Regions from separate parts of the Homo sapiens genome. Here region 1 is linked to region 2. Evidence: read pairs that join two places in POLR2A ChIA-PET (ENCODE). Cell type or tissue: Caco-2. All regions are shown on one strand.

Region 1 (5,000 bases), 420 kb after region 2:
AAGTGGAGCATATCAGGATGCTGGCATTGTATGTTTTTCTTGTTCAATTAAAATTATTTTTAATAATAGTTTGAATGAAAATGGTTGATTAAACCCTAAATATTGGTTCTTTTTAATTTATTTGCCTGTATAATGTTAAGTAGTTCTTTATTTTATTTCAGAGGAATTGTTTAAGAGGCTTATTTCCTCTACTTGCCTACTATCATATTAGGCAGAAGAAAAAAACTTAGTATTCACCCATCAAGGACTTGCACTCTAGGTGAGATCCATTCCCTGGGCTAGTGTTTGAAAATTCCTGTAACCATAAACGTTTTATTTTTTTAGATGCCCTTAGGCTGGCAATATTCAATCGCTTTGTGATTGAAACCCCTTTCTTTCTGGCAGAAAAAAATATACCAGATTATCATTAATTCTATCCCCAAAGCCTTAGATTCTGGCTTACTTCTTTAGTTTTATAATTTAGTCATTTTTGTATGTAATATTTTTGGGGTTTAGGCCTATAAAGAGTGGGAGGAAATAGTTTCCTAAGGACCAAGACAGAAAAAGAGACTTGAAAAGTAGCAAAGGGTATATATCAGGTGCAAGCAATGTTGCACACGGGCCAAAGACAACCTGTGAAAAGATGTTTATTGATGCACAGACTCCAAGCCTCATTCCATACCGATTGTGAGGACTCAAAATTTGGTGAAAATCAATTTTAGAAATGTTCTGATTGACGACTTAGGCAGATACAAAACAAAATTATTTCATGCATTCCTTTTGTTCTACCAATTAAATTTTGATTAGTACAATATTTGGTTCTTTTGTTTTTTTTTTTTTGAGACAAAGTCTCACTCTGTCACCCAGTCTAGAGTGCTGTGGCGTGATCTTGGCTCACTGCAACCTCCGCCTCCCAGGTTCAAGTGATTCTTCTGCCTCAGCCTCCTGAGTAGCTGGGACTACAGGCGCGTGCCACCACACCCGGCTAATTTTTGTATATTTTGTAGAGACAGGATTTTGCCATGTTGGCCAGGCTATTCGTGAACTCCTGACCTCAGGTGATCCACCCACCTTGGCCTCCCAAAGTGCTGGGATTACAGGTGTGAGCCACCGTGCCCAGCCGATTAGTACAGTATTTCTTTTCCAGCCTCTGTGCTTTCATTTTTTTCTCTTCTTGTTTCTTGAAAATAAGCCAATCTGCCCTAAATCAAGCATGCATTGTAATAAATACATAGTTGCGTATAGTTATATAAGAATATAAGGAGTTAATAATACAGTCCTAACTTTTATGTAGGATTTATAGTTTCTGAATTGCTTAGGTATATATTGATTTTTCTGCTCTATGTAGTGGGCAAGAAAGTATGTACTATTCTTATTTGATAGAAAATGAATCTGTTGCTTAGAATGTTACATTACAAACTTAGTAATAGGTAATAAAGCTGAGATTTAGCTTCTAAGCCTTCTGATACTGTTGATGTTCATCATGGAAAACAGTATTGATGAAGAAAGATAGTTTGATTGACCCATAGTCTAGCTACTTCTATTTTTATATACCACTACTACCCACTACCCAAATAGTTCATTGATCATTAGGATTCACGCTTGTATAATGGCTAAATTTAAGCCTTAATTGGTTGTTGGAAAACACTGATTAAATGCCTAAATACAACTTACTCTGTTACTTAAGTGATTTAAAAAAAAAAACAACTTAAAAAAAAATTATAAATTGACTTAGTGTTTCTGCCTCAGAAGCATAACATATTAGTATAAAATGATCACTTTATTCTTTATCAAATGGCATTATATGAGCTTTATGTTTCACGACAGTTTTCACTGTATTATCTCAGACAAAATCTCAAGCAGTCCTTTTTTTTTTTTTTTTTTTTTTTTTTTGAGACAGGGTTAAACTCTGTCACCCAGGCTATGTGGCACTATATCGGCTCACTGCAACCTCCACCACCCAGAGCGATCCTCCCACCTTGACCCAAGTAGCTGGGACTACAGGCGTACACCACCACTCCCGGCGAATTTTTGTGTTTATAGTAGAGATGGGGTTTCCCCTTGCTGCCCAGGCTGGTCTTGAACTCCTGAGCTCAAGCAATCCACCTGCCTCAGCCTCCTGAAGTCCTGGGATTACAAATGTGAGCCACTACACCCGGCCAAAATCTCAACCAGTCTTAATTACTGAATTTGAAGTCTGTTGCTAAGTAAAATTTACTTCGTAGCAGGTCTTTCTGGGCACATTACATTTAGTAACTTGTTCATATTATCTATAGATTTTAGCATTCGGGTAGTTCAAATTCCACCTTTTTATAAATGAGAAAAACAAAGTTCATACAGACTGTTATTTGTTCTCAGTTCTCTGATGGTTAGTGACATAGCTATGATAAGAACTCATACCTCCTAATGTCTCAAAACATTTATCTGCTAAATTAAACTTCACTCCCAAATAATAATTAGGTTTGTGTGTAAATGATTAATTAAAAATCAGAGCATGGAGCTTCTGAGCTGGTTCTAATATTTAGGATATTTAAGAATTATTTTTAAGGGGCCGGACATTGTGGCTTACGCCTGTAATCCCAGCACTTTGGGAGGCTGTGGCACACAGATCATGAGGTCAGGAGATCAAGACCAGCCTAGCCAACATGGTGAAACATTGTCTTTACTAAAAATACAAAAATTAGCTGGGAATGATGGTGCGCGCCTGTAGTCCCAGCTACTCGGGAGGCTGAGGCAGGAGAATCATTTGAACCCGGGAGGTGGAGGTTACAGTAAGCCGAGATTTCGCCACTGCCCTCCAACCTGGGCAACAGAACGAGACTCCGTCTCAAAAAAAAAATTATTTTTAAATGATGGCAATGAAGTAAAATATTTTTAGTTGAAAAAAATCTGCTTTTGGGCTAAGTGTGGCGGTTCATGCCTGTAATTCCAGTGCTTTGGCAGGCCAAGGCAGGTGGATCACTTGAGACTAGCCTGGGCAACAAGGCAAAACCCTGTCTCTACTAATAATACAAAAATTAGCCAGGCGTGGTGGTGTGCACCTGTAATCCTAGCTACTCAGGAGGCTGAGGCATGAGAATCGCTTGAACCTGGGAGGTGAAGGTTGCAGTGAGCCGAGATCACGCCACTGCACTCCATCCTGTGCGACAGAGCGAGAATCTATCTCAGAAAAATAAAAAGAGAAGAAAATAACCTGTTTTTGATAATTTAAAAAATACATAGAATAATGTGCATTTTACAGAATTTTCTTACTGTTTTCCTTTTACTCATGTGTTTTCACTCCCCTGAAGAATTTGTAATATCCTATGATAGGAGATTAAAGGGCAGCATATTTCACTAAATATCCATAGTATTCTAGTCACGTCTAATTACTAGATTACCAAACTAAACTGAGACTCATTGTGTTTGGTTATCTCTCTAGTATGAGCAGGTAGCAACTTTATAATCACTTTTATGAAGAGTAGGTCAGCTTTAGCTGTCGATGTTTTTCTTGCAGTATTAACTGAATAAGAATTAATAAGGCTGGGTGTGGTGGCTCACGCCTGTAATCCCAGCACTTTGGGAGGCAGGTGGATCACATGAGGTCAGGAGTTCAAGACCAGCCTGGCCAACATGGTGAAACCCCATCTCTACTAAAGATACAAAAATCTAGCCAGGCGTGGTGGTAGGTGCCTGTAATCTCAGCTACTCAGGAGGCTTGAGGTGGGAGAATTGCTGGAACCTGGAAGGCGGAGGTTGCAGTGAGCCAAGATCTGCCATTGCACTCCAGCCTGGACAACAAGAGTGAAACTCCGTCTCAATAAATAAATAAATAAGATTTTTCTGAAATTTTCTTAATTATTGATGGATGTACTTTTCTACTGTCTTTTCAAGATGATTTGGTATCCACTTTCGTAGATTAGGGCAATGTCTTGGTGATAAAATGGCATTACCAAAAGAAGCCCCCTGCTCCCACACACACAGTATTATTTTCCATTTCCTGCATTTTATTGTGGTTTAATGTACCCTATATTTCTAATATCTTTAGCTCCTTTGTCAAGAAGAGATGGTTAAAGGATTTATGCAGCAGTACTTGATATTTAAAGAGTAAGCAAAAACACTCCCCATTTATGAGTATTGTTCAACATTTTATTTTAGACTGTTAGAAAAGACAGAACTTGAAAGTAACTCTCAGTTACCTCCACTAATAAAGGGATTTCTGGCGTGGATAACATAATACTTTAAATCTGTACATACATATTGTTTTTACTTGAATTTAAATATTATTATCTATTGTGAAAATTCATTCTGTTACCCACAAAATAGTCACTCTGTGAAGATGGGACCCTTTAGCATTTACAAGTTAGTTCTGGTGAAATTTATCTCCTGCTGGTCATTCCAGCTGGTATTATCTTAAGATGAAATTAAAATATAGCCATAGTAGTTTTACTTTTGAATAAATATGGTATTTCATAGCTTCCTTCAAGCAGGAACAAAGCCTTTTTTTTATATCTGATCTTTTGTGCAGACTTTTTCTGCTGTACTCCAATAAGCAAAAATCGTATTTAGTGTAGTTGGTATTTGATGGTTTCACCAAAAATTTGAGAGAGAAACTTATTGTGAATAAAAAAATCTTATTTGCTGCCAGGGCATGACACAAATGACTCTATGTTCAGTGTAAAGTGTTCTGGATATTTAACTTCTCTTTGAACAGCATTGAAGCAAGCATCTTTTATTGCCGTTTTTCCTAGCTATCTCAAAGTTTCTTCCTAATGGAAAGTTGTTCATCATAGTTTTAAATAACTGAAGTCACTTGTACAAGTACCCCACTTCCTTTTTATATACCTAAGCAATGGGAGATCACTTGATTTACATCTTTCAAGGCATATTTTCTACCAGACTCTTTTATTTTAACCCCCATAAGCTGGATCTTCTAGCACTTTAGTTAAAAAAAATTTCAGTTCCAGCCCTCCTACTTTGATTTCTGTTGAAAAACACTCTTTTACCTCTGCTTCTTATACCTAAAAATGAAAAAGTCCTGA
Region 2 (5,000 bases):
CCCATCCTCATTATCTCATCTAACCCTAGGTACTTCCCAAAGGCTGAATCACCAAAGACCATCACATTGCTGGTGAAGGCTTCAACATATGAATTTGAGGGACACGAATATTCAGTCCATAACATCAACTAAAGGAACCAAGACTCTTTGATAAAATGGCTAAATTCAGGGCTGGGGCAGAGAAAATACATGAGTGTGGAACTTCTTGTGCCAGAGAGAAAAAGTGCCCAAAGATTGATGAGGATGAATCATTGAAATGACACACAGATTAAAAGGGTTCCCACTGGACAAATTTGAGCATCAAAATAAGTAATAGTAGTAATTAATTATAACCCATCAGAAGAAATAAACCATGAGCTCATGTGAATATATGAATACAAACATAAACAAATTACAAGCATAATGAGGAATGTGATATTTATATGGTTTAAAGGTACCTCTCCAGGCCGGGTGCAGTGGCTCATGCCTGTAATCCCAGCACTTTGGGAGGCCAAGGCAGGTAGATCACCTGAGGTCAGGCATTTGAGACCAGCCTGCACAACATGGTGAAACCCTGACTCTACTAAAAATACAAAAATTAGCCGGGCGTGGTGGCACGTGTCTATAATCTGCCACTGATTAGGTGTGTGATTTTCCCAAGCAGGGGATAATAGTAGTACCTATGTCAAAGGCTGTTATGAGGATTAAATGAGCTAACACATAATCGTGCTTTTTTTTTTTTTTTTTTTTTTTGAGACAGAGTCTTGCACTGTCGCCTGGGCTGGAGTGCAATGGCACGATCTCGGCCCACTGCAACCTCTGCCTCCCAGGTTCAAGTGATTCTCCTGCCTCAGCCTCCTGAGTAGCTGGGATTACAGGCTCCTGCCACCACACCTGGCTATTTTCAATAGAGACGGGGTTTCACTATGTTGGCCAGGCTAGTCTCAAAAACCTGACCTCGTGATCCACCCGCTTTGGCCTCCCAAAGTGCTGGGATTACAGGCATGAGCCACTGCACCCGGCTTTTTTTTTTTTTTTTTGAGATGGAATCTCTCTCACCCAGGCTTCATCTCAGCTCAGTGCAACCTCCGCCTCCTGGGTTCAAGCAATTCTCCTGCCTCAGCCTCCCGAGTAGCTGAGATTACAGGTGCCTGCCACCACACCCGGCTAAGTTTTATATTTTTAGTAGAGACGGGGTTTTGCCATGTTGGCCAGGCTGATCTCAAACTCTTGACCTCAAGTGATCTGCCTGCCTCAGCCTCCCAAAGTGCTGGGATTACAGGCATGAGGCACTGTGCCTGGCCTCAAATTCTTAGAATACTGCCTACCACATATTGAATGTTCATTAAATCCTAGGTATAGGACAGGGGTGTTGGCTCATGCCTGTAATGCTAGCATCTTGGGAGGCTGAGGCAGGAGGATCACTTGAGCCCAGGAGTTCCAGACCAGCCTGCGCAACATAGCAAGACCTCTCCTCTACTAAAAAAGATTACTGTGGCTGCAGTGTGGAGAACAGATTGTCGATAGATGATAATACCTACGATTTTATTTATTTTTTACTTCTTATTTATTTTTTTGAGATGAAGTGTTGCACTGTTGCCCAGGCTGGAGAGCAGGGGCACGATCTCGCCTCACTGCAACCTCTGCCTCCCGGGTTCAAGCAATTCTCCTGCCTCAGCCTTCTTAGCAGCTGGGATTACAGGCACCCGCCACTACGCCCAGCTAATTTTTTTTATCTTTAGTACAGACAGGGTTTCACCATGTTGGCCAGGCTGGTCTCAAACTCCTGACCTCGTGATTCGCCCGCCTAGGCCTCCCAAAGTGCTGGGATTACAGACGTGAGCACCACACCTACTCAGTTGTTCTGTATACCATTACATGTTCAGCAACCCTAATCCAACCATCTGAAATTAAAATGCTCCAAAATCAAAACTTTTTGATCATCAACACGATGCCACAGTGGAAAATTCCACACCTGACCGCATGTAAAAAGCTGTAGTCAAAATTTTGTTTGATACACACACAATTTTTAAAATTGCATAAAATTACCCTGAGGCTATGTGCATAAGGTGTATACGAAACATAAATGAATTTCAAGTTTAGCCTCTGGCCCCATCCCCAAGATAAAGAGCCACAATCTGAAACAGTTCTGGTCTTAAGCATTTGGGATGAAGGATACTCAACCTATACCCAGTTTTCTACACGACACTACTTATGAATATCTTTTAAAAATTTCTTTATCCCTACTTGTTTTCTGTCTTCCCTACCAGAATATAATTTTCACGAGACCAGTATCTGACAAACACACGTGCTACATATTCAATCTTTATCGAATGAATTTAATATTTTCCAAGTTTTCTATAATTAACATTACTTCTATATTATTAATTTTATAGAGAATCCAAATAGCATTTTATTAAGTAGACCATTAGTCGGTCCGAGTTCAAATTCTGCTACTACAGCAAACTATATGTAGGACTCAAGGCAAGTTTCTTTTTTTTGAGACGGAGTCTCGCGCTGTCGCCCAGGCTGGAGTGTAGTGGCGCGATCTCGGCTCACTGCAACCTCCGCCTCCTAGGTTCAAGCGATTCTCCTGCCTCAGCCTCCAGAGTAGCTGGGATTACAGGCGCGTGCCACTACGCCCGGCTAATTTTTGCATTTTTAGTAGAGCCGGGGTTTCACCATGTTGGCCAGGCTGGTCTCGAACTCCTGACCTCAAGTGATCCGCCTGCCTCGCCGCCGAAAGTGCTGGGATTACAGGAGTGAACCACCACGCCTGGCGGAGGCAAGTTTCTTAATCTTCTTTCCTCACTTGTAAAACTGGAATACTGTCCATTTTCATAAGGTTAAATCATACAACACAGGTAAAAGCGCTTCAGCACGCAACGAAATTTTTCTAACGTAACGAAAAACTCCTCGTTGCTCCTTGCCTTGCCCTTAACCTCAACGCTTCAGGTCCCGACCAATCTCTCGGAGAGCTCAGAGGGAGCCGCTCTAGCCGCCTTCCGCCACGGAGTGCAGGGACAGCCGGGAAGGGGACGGAAGCCGGAGGCCAGAGCACGCACTTCCTCCCACGCTTTCCTCACAGCCAATCGCCCACTGGTGCCCCACCCCTTCCGTTCTGGGAAAACTCGAGCACCCAGAACGGCTTCCGGCGGGAGCTGTGCAGCTCCTTATCATGGTGAGTTGGCTGTTGGGGTGAGGGTTTCGGCTGTAGCTGATTCGGTTTATCTTATTTGGTCCCGAAGCGACCTTGAAATCCCTCAGCCACCCAGAGGAGGGGTCATTGGAGTTGAAGTCGGGCCCCTTGGCAGGAGCGGCTGTCTCCCAAAATGTTCCCCTTCAGAGTTCTGGTCCCTTTCGGTCCCTCACCTGTTCCGCAGGCGCTCACGATCTAGGCCCCGCTGCAGGCAGAGCTTTCAGCTCCTGGCGAGTTTCTGACTTCCCTCTGCCGAGATTTCTTTAAGGTAATAAAAGTTTTTGCCAGCGTCAACAACTAGGCCACCAACAAAAGATCTGAAAACAAGTCCACAGCAACAACTGTAATAGTGATTCTTAGAGCAGTGGCGATAACGCCAGCGGAAAAAAAAAAAAAAGGTTAGTAATAGGGTTTTAGGGCAGACGTCTCACTCTGCAACTTGGCTTTACTAAATATTAAGTAGCCTGATTACGGCAGCAAATTTCATAAGCGCAGTAACTACAGAAAGTCAAGGTGTTGGTAGGACATTTTATTGCTGCTTTATTTCTGGGTTTGTAGAAACTAATGGAAGACCCAGTAGACGTTATGGTTGTTGGGATATGGTGTTTTCTCTCAAATTTGTTAGAATTAGTCATTCTTTGCCTTTAGAGCTCAAATATATAGCTCTGAACTTTAAAGATAAGCAGTTGGTTGGGATTTGAAGTGTCCAAGTGGCGTGTGCCTTTTGAAAATGCATTTATTAGAAAAATTTATGGAGTACTTATTGATAGCCTACGTATGAGAAAGAGACCACATTTCTGTGCCTAAGCTTTTGTCACTGTACTAAGTTTTTTACTTAAGTGGATATGGTCGGGAAAATGCCTCATTCACACACTTTATGTTTTGTAAATTTTCTGTAATCCTTTTGCACACAGAAAATGGGTAAAAGTTTACACTTTTTGGCTAATGATCAAATAGCCTTCAGTTACGCTCTTCTTCAAAACATTCACCATTGTGAAGCCTGTAGCCAGAGTTATATTTCTAAAATTTGACCACATCACTCCCTTACTCAAATTTTCTCCTTTTTTTTTTTTCTGTAGCACTCAAGATAAAGTCCTGTTTAGCATGGCATACAAAGCCACTCATTATCAAGCTTCTTACTTTTACAGCCTCTTTTTTTGTTGTTGTTTTCGAGACGGAGTTCCACTCTTGTTGCCCAGGCTGGAGTGCAATGGCGCGATCGCGGCTCACCACAACTTCCGCCTCCCGGGTTCAAGCGATTCTCCTGCCTCACCTTCCCGAGCAGCTGGGATTACAGGAATGCGCCACCACGCCTGGCTAATTTTGTATTTTTAGTAGAGACGGGGTTTCTCCATGTTGGTCAGGCTGATCGCGAACTCCTGACCTCAGGTGATCCTCCCGCCTCTGCCTCCCAAAGTGCTGGGATTACAGGCGTGAGCCACCGTGCCAGGCCACAAACTCTTTTTTTTTTTTTTTTTTTAATGCATACATGTATGCAACATCCGTATTTCAGCCACAGTGAATAGCTTGCAAATCATGCTGTATTAATTGAGCCTTTGTACCTAATTTGCATATGCTCTTCCATCCCCAGAATTGTTCTCTGTTCTCTATCGGCTGTCCTTATCAGAATAACCCTTATATATCCTTAATTATTTTTCATGAACCTTTCCCTCATGTTCCAGTATCCTCTTAGTTGCTTCTCCTTTGTGCTCTGGTGGTACCTTGTGCTTTTATATGCACAAACACACACACACACACACCAGTTTTGTTACATAAAGCTGCACAAAACGAATACATACAATAGAAACTTAACTTGCCTATA

What was found. ChIA-PET counts read pairs that join two places held together with the same protein. Peaks named below come from ENCODE experiments on the same cell type or tissue, not always from the same donor. Only the 100,000 strongest peaks of a DNase experiment are listed, where the experiment ranks them.
Region 1: POLR2A ChIA-PET joins it to region 2 with 11 read pairs; 4 of 35 experiments call an interaction of 5 or more read pairs at or near these places.

Annotation. Positions count from the first base shown.
Region 1 is chr2:32,584,579-32,589,578 of GRCh38, forward strand. The region is part of intron 66 of BIRC6 (baculoviral IAP repeat containing 6); the gene reads left to right. Among named protein-coding and RNA genes, the nearest start is that of BIRC6-AS2, 12 kb to the left of the region's middle. In Caco-2, no CTCF peak of the experiment used is centred here; no DNase peak of the experiment used is centred here.
Region 2 is chr2:32,162,744-32,167,743 of GRCh38, forward strand. SLC30A6 (solute carrier family 30 member 6) reads left to right here and starts at 3,121. Exons shown (of 14, transcript NM_017964.5): 1 at 3,121-3,160. The coding sequence starts at 3,158. SLC30A6-DT (SLC30A6 divergent transcript) reads right to left here and starts at 2,996. Exons shown (of 1, transcript NR_185886.1): 1 at 2,298-2,996. RefSeq lists an enhancer at 4,441-4,957. In Caco-2, no CTCF peak of the experiment used is centred here; a DNase peak (open chromatin) is centred at 3,028; H3K4me3 peaks cover 2,385 bases.